Regions from separate parts of the Homo sapiens genome. Here region 1 is linked to region 2. A link is an interaction called in ENCODE POLR2A ChIA-PET data of the cell type or tissue named here. Cell type or tissue: Caco-2. All regions are shown on one strand. Each heading gives the region's core, and the rest is flanking DNA. Links, peaks and the distances in the headings are about the cores only. Region 1 overlaps LOC105373044 (a long non-coding RNA gene). Region 2 overlaps ACO2 (aconitase 2).

Region 1 (7,350 bases), core at 2,593-5,092, 60 kb before region 2:
AGAATGATTCTGAAGCCTGGACCTGAGCAACGAAGAGTGGAGAAGTCATTTTCTAAGACAGGGAAGAGGCTGGGCGCAGTGGGTCACGCCTATAATCCCAACACTTTGGGAGGCTGAGGCAGGAGGATTGCTTGAGCTCAGTTCAAGACCAGCTTGGGCAACACGGCAAGACCTCATCTCTAAAAAAAATACAAAAATGAGGCTGGGCGCAGTGGCTGATGCCTGTAATCCCTGCACTCTGGGGGGCCAAGGCGGGCGGATCACCTGAGGTCAGGGATTCGAGACCAGCCTGACCAACATGGTGAAACCCTGTCTCTACTAAAAAAATTCAAAAAATTAGCCAGGCGTGGTGGCACATGCCTGTAATCCCAGCTACTTGGGATGCTGAGCCAGGAGAATCACTTGAACCCTGGAGGCGGAAGTTGCAGTGAGCCGAGATCACACTATTATACTCCAGCCTGGGCAACAAGAGTGAAACTCTGTCTCAAAAATAAATAAATAAATAAATAATAAATAAATATAAAAAATACAAAAATTAGCTGAGTATGGTGGTGCACGCCTGTAGTCTCAGCTACTGGAGAGGCTGAAGTGGGAGGATCTCAATACTACATTCCAGCCTTGGCGACAGACCTTGTCTCAAAAAAAAAAAAAAAAAAAAAGAGACAGGGAAGATGAATAAGAGCAGGTTTGTTGGGAGGGCCAGCCAGGAGTCCCACTGTGACGCATGTTAAACTCGAGTGACCAGATGGAGCTGTGGAGTCCGTGCTCAGGGAGAGAGGCTAGGCTGGCAGGAAGGGGTGGAGACATGAGCGGCAGGTGCTGTGTGGAGGCATGGTACCCGCAGGAGTGTACCCAGAACCGAAAGTGAGCCCAAGGCCCACCATTGTTGTGAGGCCGAGAGAGGAGTCTGTGAGGTGGGTGGAGAACATGGCTGGGCCACAGGGGAAAGGGTGTCTGACCTTCTGGGACAAAAACTGCCACTGAGGACAGAATTACCACTGATTTGGCAACACGGAGTCCATTAATGACCCTCAGGAAGCATATTCCCTGGAGCAGCAGGGGCAGAACCCTGGCTGAAGCAGGTCGGAGAGAGAAGAGAGGTTTGGAAGGGACCCAACAAGTACAGACGACTGTTTCAAGCAGTTTTGCTAGTAAAGGGAGCAGAAAAATGGAGCATTCACTGGAGGAAAAGGGAGCCAGGAAAGGGGGCCAAGAGAAGCTTTTTTTTTAAGATGTGAAAAAAAATCTTAATTGCTTTTTAAATTTTGTTTTATTCATTTTGAACAGGTAATATAGTCCCATGATCCCACACAAAGAAGATTCCTGGCCGGGCACAATGGCTCACACCTCTAATGCCAGCACTTTGGGAGGCCGAGGAGGGAAGATCACTTGAGCTCAAGAGTTCGAGACCAGCGTGGGCAACATAGTGAGACACCATTCCTACAAAAATAAAAAATAAAAAAATTAGCCGGGTGGAGTGGTACGTGCCTATAGTACACAGCTACAGCCATGCAGGAGGCTAAGACTGGGGGATTGCTTGAGCCCAGGAGTTTGAGGCTGCAGTGAGCTATGATCACACTGCTGCACTCCAACCTGGATGACAGAGTGAGACCTTGTCTCTCTCTCTCTCTGTTTTTTGTTTGTTTGTTTGTTTGTTTGTTTGTTTTTTAGACAGAGTTTCGCTCTTGTTGCCCAGGCTGGAGTGCAATGGCATGACCTCGGCTTGCTGCAACTTTTGCCTCCTGGGTTCAAGTGATTCTCCTGCCTCAGCCTCCCGAGTAGCTGGAATTAGAGGCGCCCGCCACCATGCCCGGCTTATTTTTTGTAATTTTAGTAGAGATGGGGTATGTTGGCCAGGCTGGTCTCGAAATCCTGACATCAGATGATCTAGCCGCCTCGGCCTCCCAAAGTGCTGGGATTACAAGTGTGAGCCACTGCGCCGGGCCAAGACCTTGTCTCTTTAAAAAAAAAAAAAAAAAAAAAAAAAGATTCCAAAGTGCATTTAGGAAAAAATTCTCTCCCCTCCCACTGCCCCTCACCCCGCTTCAGCTGTTCATTCCTTACTCCGGAGACAACCAGTGTAATCCACTTCTTATGAACCCTTCAGAGCTATTTTCTGCATAAAATAATATTAGATAATTATTTTTCTCCCTTTTTTACACAAATGGTAACATCCCATTACACCATTACACAGTGCTCTGCACCTTGTATTTTTGGATTTAACAATATATCCTAAATATCATTCTATATCAATACACAAAGGACATTCTCATTCTTTTTCATGGCTTCACATTTTTCTGGTATGTGATGTACCATGTTTTTTTTTTCAGCCAGCACTCTGCTGATGGACAGTCATTTGAGATGGGATCTATTGCTGCTTCCCTTTTACAGAGAGGCCGTGGGGCACTGAGAGGGTCATGGGCATCCCTGCAGGTGCTCAACTCGTGTGCTGTGGCATGGAAATGCTATGCTCCTAGTCATCCTGAGTGACTCTCTTTCTCCTGCCTTGGTGAGTTTCCAGCCCTATTTCTCCCTCACTCCTATACTTTCAGCAATTCTTTTTTTTTTTTTTTTTTAGACAGAGTCTCACTCTGTCGCCCAGGCTGGAGTGCAGTGGCATGATCTCAGCTCACTGCAACCTCTGCCCTCCAAGTTCAAGCGATTCTCCTGCCTCAGCCTCCTGAGTAGCTGGGATTATAGGCACATGCCACCGTGCCTGGCTAATTTTTTGTATTTTTAGTAGAGATGGGGTTTCACCATCTTGGCCAGGATGTTCTTGAACTCCTGGCCTTGTGATCCACCTGCCTTGGCCTCCCAAAGTGCTGGGATTACAGGCGTGAGCCACTGCGCCCGGCCAATTCTTTTATTATTATTTTGTTCATTCAAATAACATGTATCAGACACTGGGTTAGGCCAGAGCACATGCAGGGACGCAATAGGTAGAGAAGCTCTGTGGTCACGGAGCTTGAAAATGAAGCCACTTGTGGTGGTTTTTTTTTTGTTGGTTTTTTTTTTTTTTGAGACGGAGTCTCGCTCTGTCACCCAGGCTGGAGTGTGGTGGCACGATCTCGGCTCACTGCAAGCTCTGCCTCCCGGGTTCACGCCATTCTCCTGCCTCAGCCTCCTGAGTAGCTGGGACTACAGGCTCCCGCCACCACGCCCGGCTAATTTTTTGTATTTTTGGTAGAGACGGGGTTTTACCATGTTAGCCAGGATGGTCTTGATCTCCTGACCTTGTGATCTACCTGTTTTGGCCTCCCAAAGTGCTGGGATTAGAGGCGTGAGCCACTGCGCCCGGCCCGCTTGTGTGTTTTTGTACCTCAAACCTTCCATGGAGCAACATGGAGAATTCATAAAGAGGCCTGATCTCTGGTTTTACCAATGAGTAAACCAAACGTGCCAACACATCACTGTTGCAATCCTGTGAGCGGAATACTGTAACAGTAGCCTGGTAACCCACACACTGACCGCTTCAGCTCTGGCCCCTTGCCCCCAGCCTGGCCCCGCTGCAGTTTCCCATCTCAGAGGTGAAGGCTAAAGCCCACAGGCGTCGGCTCCTCCCACTTCTGTCCTCCAGGTCATCCCACCCATTCCACCCCCTGAAGACCTCTGGACTCTGACCAGCGTTACTCTCCATGGCTACCAGCCTTGCTCTGACCATCTCTTGCTGCGGCCACACAATAACCTCCTTCCTGGTCCTGCCTCCGCTCCAGCCCCTTCCCATTTGCTGTCTACCCAGGTGATATGTCCCTGTGTTATTTTCCTATCCTAGCCTTCTTTTTTTTTTTTTCTTTTGAGACAGTGCTTCACTCTTGTCACCCAGGCTGGAGTGCAATGGCGCAATCTCGGCTCACTGCAACCTCTGCCTCCCAGGCTCAAGTGATTCTGCCTCAGCCTCCTGAGTAGCTGGAATTACAGGCATGCGCCACCATGCCCAGTTAATTTTGTATTTTTAGTAGAGACAGGGTTTCACCAGGTTGGCCAGGCTGGTCTCGAACTCCTGACTTCTAACGTCATGGCGGGGCACAGCCTGGTGGTCGTGATTAGGGACTCTGGGGCCTGGGTCCCAGGTTTGCCACTTACTGGCTGTATGACCTTGAATGACCTACTTAACCTCTGTTTACCTTAGATGAGGCAAAATGAGACAATTGGGCAAGTGAGATAACGATGATAGCTCCTACTGTATACAGCTGTTCTGAGGATCAAACTTAATGCATATAAAGCACCTAAGTAGTACTTGACATATAGTAAGTGCTCATGAATGTTAGCTGTTAATATAATCATAAGGCCCTCTGATCTGGATGCTGCTTAGGTCTCTAACCTCTTAGCTTACCAGTTGTCATCTCCCATGTAAATCAGCCCGAATATTATTATTTATTTCAGAGACAGAGTCTTGCTCTGTCACCCAGGCTGGAGGGCAGTGGCATGATCAAAGCTCACTGAAGCCTCAAATTCCTGGGCTCAAGCAATCCTCCCAACTAAGCCTCCCAAGTAGCTAGGACTACAGGCAAGTGCCATCACACCCAGCTAATTATTTTATTTTTTTAGTAGAGACAGTATCTCACTTTGTTACCCAGGCTGGTCTCAAACTGACCTTAAGCAATCCTCCTGCCTCGGCCTCCCAAAATGTTGGGATTATAGGCATGAGCCACTGTGCCTGGCTCCAAATACTTTTAATTACCTGAGAGTACAAACTCGCTCTTTCTCTCAGTGCCCACCCTGCTGCCCCCCAACTCCAGCACCAAGTGCTCTGAGTTGAAGCTCGGTTTGAGGCCCAGTTTTTCTTCTGCATTGCATCTCCAACAACTGTACACAACAGTATGTTGAATGAATGCACGAATGAATGAGAACAGCATCACATGTGGGTTCTGTTTTGGGCTGTTCTCACGTTGCTATAAAGAAATACCTGGGCCTGGCGTGGTGGCTCACGCCTGTAATCCCAGCACTTTGGGAGGCCGAGGCAGGCAGATCACCTGAGGTCATGAGTTTGAGACAAGCCTGGTCAACATGGTGAAACCCCGTGTCTACTAAAACTACAAAAATTAGCCAGTCGTGGTGGCATGTGCCTATACTCTCAGCCACTCAGGAGGCTGAGGCAGGAGAATCGCTTGAACTCAGGAGGCGGAGGTTGCGGTGAGCTGAGATGGCACCTCTGCACTCCAACCTGGGTGACACGCACAAAAAAAAAAAGAAAGAAAAAAGAAATACCTGGCTGGTAGTGGTGGCTCATGCCTGTAATCCCAGCACTTTGGGAGGCCGAAGCTGAGGATCACTTGAGGTCAAGAGTTTCAGACCAGCCTGGCCAACATGGCAAAACCTTGTCTCTACTGAAAGTACCAAAATTATCCAGGTGTGGTGGTGCACGCCTGTAATCCCAGCTAGTCTGGAGGCTGAGGCAGAAGAATCGCTTGAAATGGGGAGGTGGAGGTTGCAGTGAGCCCTGATAGCGCCACTGCACTCCAGCCTGGGCAACAGAGCTGGTTAATTTATAAAGAAAATAGGCTGGCTGGGCACGGTGGCTCACGCCTGTAATCCCAGCACTTTGGGAGCCCAAGGCGGGTGGATCATGAGGTGAGGAGATCGAGGCCATCCTGACTAACACGGTGAAACCTCATCTCTACTAAAAATACAAAAAACTAGCTGGGCGTGGTAGCGGGTGCCTGTAGTCCTAGCTACTTGGGAGGCTGAGGCAGGAGAATGGCATGAACCCGGGAGGTGGAGCTTGCAGTGAGCCGAGATCATGCCACTGCACTCCAGCCTGGGCGACAGAGCAAGAATCCGTCTCAAAAAAAAAAAAATAGGTTTAGTTGGCTCATGGTTCCACAGGCTTTACAGCAAGCATGGTACTGGCATAGGCTCAGCTTCCAGGGATGCCTCGGGAAGCTTCCCATGATATCGGAAATCAAAGGAGGAGCAGGCACATCACATGGGGAAAAGAGGAGCAAGAGAGAGAGTGGGAGGAGGGAGGTGCTACACACTTTTTTTTTCAAGATGGAGTTTTGCTCTTGTTGCCGAAGCTGGAGTACAATAGCGCGATCTCTGCTCACCAGAACCGCCACCTCCTGGGTTCAAGCGATTCTTCTGCCTCAGCCTTCCTGAGTAGCTGGGATTACAGGCATGCGCCACCACGCCCGGCTAATTTTGTATTTAGTAGAGACGGGGTTTCTCCATGTTGGTCAGGCTGGTCTTGAACTCCTGACCTCAGGTGATCCGCCCACCTTGGCCTCCCAAAGTGCTGGGATTACAGGCATGAGCCACACGCCTGGCCACCACACACTTTTTTTTTTTGAGACGGAGTCTCACTTTGTCGCCAGGCTGGAGTGCAGTGGTGTGATCTCAGCTCACTGCAACCTCTGCCTCCCGGGTTCAAGTGATTCTTCTGCCTCAGCCTCCCAAGTAGCTGGGACCACAGGCGCGTGCCACCACGCCCGGCTACTTTTTTTTTTTTTTTTTTTTTTTTGTATTTTTAGTAGAGACAGAGTTTCACCGTGTTAGCCAGGATAGTCTCAATCTCCTGACCTTGTGATCCACCCACCTCGGCCTCCCAAAGTGATGGGATTACAGGTGTGAACCACCACGCCTGGCCCCGCCACATACTTTTAAATGACCAGATATTGGCTAGTCACGGTGGCTCATGCCTGTAATCTCAGCACTTTGAGAGGCCAAGATGGGGGGGATCACCTGAGGTCAGGAGTTCGAAACCAGCCTGGCCAACATGGTGAAATCTTATCTAAAAATACAAAAGTTAGCTAAGTGTGGTGGTGGGCACCTGTAATTCCAGCTATTTGGGAAGCTGAGGCAGGAGAATCGCTTGAACCCAGGAGGTGGAGGTTGCATTGAGCTGAGATCATGCCACTGCACTCCAGTCTGGGCGACAGAGCAAGATTCCGTCTCAAAAGAAAAAAAAAAGAAAAGGCCTGAACCGAAGCAATAGCAGTGGGAGTGGAATGAAGAGGAAACATTTGAGAGGAAGAATTAATGGTAATCCCTAAACACCTTTACTCAATGCTTCCTAGGAATGTGTTAGGGGATTGTGGGAATAAAGAGCTGAAGTAGCATTTGCTGCTGTCCTCAAGTACCTCAAATCCTATAGAAGCACACCTAAAAATAAAATCATAGATGCAGGGAAGGCCACATTTAGCATCACTGCAGCCAGTGTCACTGAGAGATCACTATGCTTGTGAAATCAGCAAATTAAGGCACCATACATTTCCAAGTGCCTCTGTCATTTACCCCAAGTATCTTTTGTAAGTACCTAAATTGTTATTTTGGTTAAAACACACTACAAGCCCGGGCGCGGTGGCTCACACCTGTAATCCCAGCACTTTGGAAGGCTGAGGTGGGCAGATC
Region 2 (7,350 bases), core at 2,450-4,949:
CCTCCCAGGTTCAAGCGAGTCTCCTGCCTCAGCCTCCCGAGTAACTGGGATTACAGGCATGCACCAGCACACCCAGCTAATTTTGTATTTTTAGTAAAGACGGGGTTTCACCATGTTGGTCAGGCTGGTCTTTAACTCCCAAACTCAGGTGATCTGCCTGCCTCTGCCTCTCAAAGTATTCGGATTATATGCATAAGCCACTGCGCCTGGCCTAATTTTTTGTATTTTTAGTAGAGACGGGGTTTCATCATGTTGGCCAGGCTGGTCTCAAACTCCTGACCTCAGGTGATCCGCCTGCCTCGGCCTCCCAAAGTGCAGGGATTACAGGCATGAGCCACTACGCCCGGCCTAAATTCCTTTATAAATTACCCAGTATGTGATATTCTGTTATAGCAACACAAAATGGACTAAGACACCACATATCATTCATTCATGGACCACATATCTCTCATATGTTAAATAAATAAATAAAAGACTAGCTTTGGGTATTTACCCTGCTTTTAGAATAAAAATTAAAAATTACTAATTAAGCATCTGTTCCATGCCAAGCACTTTCTGTGCCTATTTTGAATTCCCAATATAACAGTGCAAGTAACTTATTCCCATCTCACAGATGTGGAAACTGGAGATCAGGGAGGTAAGTCAGAATTCGATAGCTGGTATGCAGTTGACTCCAGGATGCAAGCTCAGGTCTCTCCTTCTGTGATGGATCACTTCTTCTAGATCCTGCTACCTCTAGAATCTCGGCCAGTCCCTCTCACCTCATATGGCCCCTCCTTTCCCAGAACAGTGTGGTAGTTCGGATTGAAGAACTATAGTCAGATTGCCCAACCCAGCTCCACCACTTAACTGCTGTGACCCTGGGGAAGTTATTTAAGCTCCCCACATCTTAGTTTTGCCATAAATAAAATGAAGATAAACTTCACAGCATTGATAAAAATGAAATCATCTACATAAAGTGCTTGGCATATGGCCTATTCATAATAAAAGCACTCCACATGTGTTATACTATATTGTTTCCTCCATAAAGGAGATGAACGTAAAACTAGAAGTGGTGACATTGTGTTCGTTCTCTGGATGTTGCCAGAAACAGCATGCCTCTTCTTATTTTTCTTACTGCAGACAGTTTTAAAGGCCCTTGTGGCTGATTAGCATTTTCCAGAAGCCTTAGCTCATCAGGTCCTTTGGCATTCCTGACCCCCTTCTGATGTATTCCAGCTGCTCTGCACTGTTCCTCCTTGGTTACCTGACCCCCTTCCAACTTTGGACAAGTCATTCTAAAACTCTAAACTGATTTATTTAGGTGCCTCTCTTTCTCCTCTCCAGATTATTTGTAATTTGTTAGAATTTGCCTTGGAAAGTCTCCCATCCCTCTCAAACCCCTTCTGCTCATGGGCCCCTGGCAGTGGGATCTCATCTATCTGGTATCTGGGAAATTCAGAACCCGCCTTCCTCAAGGGCACTGAACATGATGAACCTCCTTGGCCAGAACACATTCTAAAGGGACCTGCCACAGGTCTTTACAGATGCAGTTTTTCTTCTGCTTGGAATGTTTGCTGTCCACCTCCATTCCCAGTCTGCCCTTTGCCTAGGGAACATCCAGTTGATCCATCAAACTCCAAATACATTTCACTTTCTCAGGGAATCCTTCTCCGAATCCCCAGCCCTATGAGAGCCTCCTATTATATATGCCCTTTACCTCTCCTTGACTTCATTCATGAGATGATGTCTGTCTCCAAATATTTTAGTCTGTAAGCTCCACTAGGGAGAGATTGTCTCTGTTTATTCATAACTAAAATCCCCCGGCCTGAAAAGCAAGCCCGATACACAGGAGGTGTTACATAAATACCAATTAGTTAAAAAAAGGGATGTTGCTTCTACTTTCCCAACCAGCTCTTCCTTACTAAGCAGGATTAAAATACAGAGCAGGTTGAGTTAGTCTTGTGAGAGCCAACAGTTATCAAGGCAAATCAATACTTTATCAGTCTTAGATGCTTTTAGTTAGACTGTAAAGAGGTTCAACATTTTGAAAGACAATTAGGTAATACATATTAAAATGTAAAGTGTTTGCACTCTTTGACTAGCTTTCCCTCTTCCAGGAAACTATCTAATTAAAATATATAAAAGAGCAGAGAGACAGGCAAAGGTACTGTCCGCGGCGCTGTTTTTAAGAGAACAACCCAATTGTCCATACACAGGGCACTGATTGAATAAATTCTGGCTCATGCACCATGGAATGCCACTCTACAGCTGTTTACAAAGAAGATAATGGTGATGGTTGCACAACATTATGAACATAATTAGTACTAATGAATTGAACACTGAAAGTGGTTAAAATGTCAAATTTTCTGTTAGATTTGACCACAATTTTTTTTTTTGACACAGAGTCTTGCTCTGTCGCCCAGGCTGGAGTGCAGTGGCGCAGTCTCGGCTGGCTGCAACCTCCGCCTCCCGGGTTTAAGCGATTCTCCTGCCTTAGCCCCCCACTGAGTAGCTGGGACTACAGGCACGTGCTACCACGCCCAGCTAATTTTTGTATTTTTAGTAAAGACAGGGTTTCACCATGTTTGCCAGGCTGGTCTTGAACTCCTGACCTCAGGTGATCCATCCGCCTGGGCCTCCCAAAGTGCTAGGATTACAGGTGTAAGACACCGTGCCCGGCCTGTAACTTTTAAATGTTGCATGATATATACATTTCTTTTGTAATCAGAAAAAGAAAAAATAAACCAGGCAAATAGTGAAGAAAAGCATACTCCTTAAAATATAGAATAGCAGAATTGTTTAGCGGCAATTTGACAATAATCAAAAGCGTTTTGGTTTTTTGAAATGTGCAAACCCTTTGTTTCAGCAAGTTTACTTACAGGAAGTTATCACTATGAAGGAAAAGGAAAAAAAAAATGTACCTTTACAATAGCAGGATCTGATTACCACCATTTTAACCCAGAGATCAAACACGGCACCACCGACAGCAGGACCACCCGACACCGGTGCCTCCTGGTGACACGGCCTCACCTATAAAGAAGTCTTGCCCAGAATGTTTAACCTGCATCTAAGCAAGCTTTGGAACCTTACCTCCAGAGTAAGGGAAATGCAGGAGGAAAAAAGAACAATGAAACCCAGAAGGTGGACATTCTACAGGAAAACTGGCCTGGTCTCTTCAAAGAGTCAATGTCATGGGGAAGAAAGTGCTGGGGCAGGGAGCGGGGGTGCTGCTGTAGATTAAGACAGGCAGAAATGGAAAAACAAATGCAATGTATGTTTTTTATTAGATCTCGATTTGGAAACAGATAGCTATCAAAGACATTTTGGAAGAAATTAAGAATGTGGTCTGGGTATTACTATTAAGAGTATTATTATTTGGCCAGTGCAGGGCTCACAACACCTGTAATCCCAGCACTTTGGGAGGCCAAGGCAGAAGGATGGTTTGAGCCCAGGAGTTTGAGACCAGCCTGGACAACACAGTGAGACCCTGTCTCCACAAAGGATAAACAAAATTAGCCGAGCAAGGTGGCACACGCCTGTAGTCCCAGCTCCCTGAGATGCTGAGATGGAAGGACAGCTTTAGTCCAGAAGGTCAAGGCTGCAGTGGGCTGTGATCATGTGTGCCACTGCACTCCAGCCTGGACCACAGAGCAAGATCTTATCTCAAAAAAAAAAGGGGAGGAGGAGGAACTGGATTATTCCAGCTGTATCAAAATCACCTGGAAGGTTTTGTAAAAACTCAGCTTCTAAGCCCTATCACTCCCAGAGCTCTGAACCAGATCACCTGCAGTAGGGCCTAAGCATCAGTAAAAGATTACCAGGTTACTCTGAGATAGCCACATCTGGTAACCACTGAACCTGATGTTCTCCAAAGTTCCTTCCAGCTCACAGTCTATAAATATTCCTCCCCAGCAAGCAGGCTCTCCAGTAAACCCCCTTAATCCCCAAAGGCCTGGAGGAAAGCACAGCAATGTCAGAATGGATTTATCTGTATCAAGGAAGAAACCCCCAGAACCCAGGCCCTTCTGGCTTAGCCACAGCCTTCACCTTCATGTACATGCAGGTAAGGAAGCAACGAGCTACATGTGTGCACATGTGAAATGCAACCCAGTGTGTTGCCCCAGAACGCACATGAGACTCAGAACAGCACTCGATTATGATCAGGCCACTGGCTGGTCACACAGCTTACTCTTTCTTCTATAAAACAGGGAGAATGATCCCTGTAGTCTACCTCACTTAACAAAGAATTCATTTAACAATGAATACCTTCCTAGGTGCCAAATGCTGTTACCATGAGGCTTCCAAGCTTTTCCAAGTTAAGGCACATTAACAAAATAATACATTTGGACACCACAGAGCAGTAAGCAGACTAAACTGCTGCCAGGAGGCAACCGGCAGGCTCAGCATGTCACCCTGCTAGGGTAGGGTAAAGCCAGGGCTCACTATCTTGACATGCCCACGTCCCATCTGCTATAGCGCACCTGAGGGATGCCTAGTTGTACCACATTGGACACTGGGAACACCACCATGGGGCCCCTACCGTCAGGATTACCATCTGGTAGAATAAGGAAGACACCAAAACAGAAAGTGCTGTAGTATTATAGTTGCTATTGTGCACATTAGGTGCAAGATTCAGTGAGGCCACAGAAATATGAGCAATCAAGCGCAAAAGTAGGCAAGATTTTATCAGGCTCAAACCAGATCATGTTTGAGTTCAAGTTCAAAAAAACTGGCTAGAGATGCATATATTTTGAAGGTAATAATAGTAGGATTTGCTGAAAAGTTGGCCAAGGGGTGTGAGAGAAGGAATCAAGAATATAACTTAGGTTTTGGACCTAAGTAACTGGGAAAATGGGTTGCTATAAACGAAATGGGGAAGGCAACGGGAAGAGCAGGCATGCACGGTGAGATCAGGAGTTTGGTTCTGGACATTGGACTATCTGATACCCAAGTGGAGAGGCCAAGCAGGCAGGTGGATTCTCATCCTAGATAAGCAGCCCTCTAGAGCTGTGTTAATTTGATGATTCATCTAGAAGTATAGATTATCACAACTCAAGATGACCCCAGATCACCAAGAATTTTTTCTTTGTTTGACAGATGAGGATATGAATGCCAAGGTCACATACCTAGTTAACAGAAGTTAGGGGCAGAATTCAAGCCCTCCAATTATCAAGTCAATGCTTTCCCTCCCATACTACCTCCCCAATTTAAACTAACGTCTTCCTGATTCATTAAATGTTTCTCCAGTCCCAGACTATGTGTTGTGGTGCCTGAATTTTAGGTGAGAAAACATGTCAAGTCATCACTCAAGGGACTGTGTAAGTGACTATGTGAGAGAAGTGCTGTGATAAAAAGTTAAGCTGCTGTAACAGCATAAAGCTGGACAGCTTAATCCAGAATGGGGGAAGGGCTTCTCCAAGAAAGTGATGTTTGATCTGAGGCTAAACAAATGGGCTTTAGGGGAAGGAGTCCAGGGAATTTGGCACAGAGAGAACAGCATGTGCAAGAAAGCACTTGCAACTGAAAGAAAAGAAAAGCAGCCAAGCACGGTGGCTCATGCCTGTCATCTCAGCACTCTGGGAGGCTGAGGTGGGTGAATCACCTGAGGACAGGAGTTCGAGACCAGCCTGGTCAACATGGTGAAACCCTGTCTCTATCAAAAATACAAAAATTAGCCGGACGTAGTGGTGGGCGCCTGTAATCCCAGCTACTCGGGAGGCTGAGGCAGGAGAATCACTGGAACCTGGGAGGCGGAAGCTACAGTGAGCCGAGATGGCGCCACTGCACTCCAGCCTGGGCGACAGAGACAGACTGTCTCAAAAAAAAGAAAACAAAAGAAAAGCAGCTTGGTTGTGGCAAAGTGAAGAAGAAATGGCAGAAAATAAGACTGAGGAGACAAAAAGGAACCAGGTATCACGAGGGACCTTGAAGGTGTAGAAATGCTACACAATGGGCCGGGAGCAATGGCTCACGCCTGTAATCCCAGCACTTTGGGAGGCCGAGGCGAGCGGATCACAACGTCAGGAGATCGAGACCATCCTGGCTAACATGGTGAAACCCCGTCTCTACTAAAAATACAAAAAATTGGCCGGGCACGGTGGCGGGTGCCTGTACTCCCAGCTACTTGGGAGGCTGAGGTAGGAGAATGGCATGAACCTGGGAGGTGGAGCTTGCAGTGAGCAGAGATCGCGCCACTGCACTCCAGCCTGGGCGACAGAGTAAGACTCCGTCTCAAAAAAAAAAAAAAAAAAATACAAAAAGTTAGCCGGGCGTGGTGGCACACACCTGTAGTCCCAGCTACTTGGGAGGCTGAGGCAGGAGAATCGCTTGAACCTGGGAGGCAGAGGTTGCAGTGAGCCAAGATTACACCACTGCACTCCAGCCTGGGTGACAGAGCGAGACTCCGTCTCAAAAAAAAAAGAAGAGGTTGACAGTAGCTTATCGTGTACCCTCTTTCCTAGCAGCACATTTGCACTCTATTATGTGCCAAGCAATAGGACTCAGATACCAAGAAGAGTGAGACAGTCACTAGACTAATATGCCTCAGTCTAGCCAAGATCAGGAAGTAAATGCAAAACCTCACTGTAACCTTTGAAAGAAGGACACACACACACACAAGGGGCAGGAGTGGAGCACAGAGAATGAGAAGCTCTGCCTGGGATGTTTCCACAAGGCTTCACAGAGAGAGCAGCGCCTGAGCAGGGTCGCAGAGGGCAACCAGGCATTTGCAGGGCAGGTGAAGAGAACACACAGCATGCACACAGAGACTCACCAAGTGAAGCATGCAGAAGCTGCCAATCACTCAAAATGCTGGGGTGTAAAAGACAAAGCAGGAGGCCAGGCACGGTGGCTCGAGCCTGTAATCCCAGCACTTTGGGAGGCCAAGAAAGGCGGATCACCTGAGGTCGGGAGTTTGAGACCAGCCTGACCAACATGGAGAAACCCGGTCTGTACTAATAATACAAAAATTAGCCGGGCGGGCCGAGCGCCGTGGCTCACACCTGTAATCCCAGCACTTTGGGAGGCCAAGGCGGGTGGATCACAAGGTCAGGAGATCGAGACCATCCTGGCTAACACAGTGAAACCCCATCTCTACTAAAAATACAAAAAAAAATTTGCCGGGCGTGGTGGTGGGCGCCTGTAGTCCCAGCTACTCGAGAGGCTGAGGCAGGAGAATGGCGTGAACCTGAGAGGTGGAGCCTGCAGTGAGCCGAGATCGTGCCACTGCACTCCAGACTGGGCGACAGAGCGAGACTCCGTCTCAAAAAAAAAAAAAAAAAAAAAAAATTAGCCGGGCATGGTAGCGCATGCTGTAATCCCAGCTACTCGGGAGGCAGAGGTTGTGGTGAGCTAAGATTGTGCCATTGC

What was found. Peaks named below come from ENCODE experiments on the same cell type or tissue, not always from the same donor. Only the 100,000 strongest peaks of a DNase experiment are listed, where the experiment ranks them.
Region 1: POLR2A ChIA-PET joins it to region 2 with 7 read pairs; 6 of 35 experiments call an interaction of 5 or more read pairs at or near these places.

Annotation. Positions count from the first base shown.
Region 1 is chr22:41,545,826-41,553,175 of GRCh38, reverse strand. It overlaps LOC105373044 (a long non-coding RNA gene), which reads left to right. Exons shown (of 2, transcript NR_134631.1): 2 at 1,288-1,467. Among named protein-coding and RNA genes, the nearest start is that of POLR3H, 5.0 kb to the right of the region's middle. In Caco-2, for the core only: no CTCF peak of the experiment used is centred there; a DNase peak (open chromatin) is centred at 3,611.
Region 2 is chr22:41,485,354-41,492,703 of GRCh38, reverse strand. The region is part of intron 1 of ACO2 (aconitase 2); the gene reads right to left. Among named protein-coding and RNA genes, the nearest start is that of ACO2, 20 kb to the right of the region's middle. In Caco-2, for the core only: no CTCF peak of the experiment used is centred there; no DNase peak of the experiment used is centred there.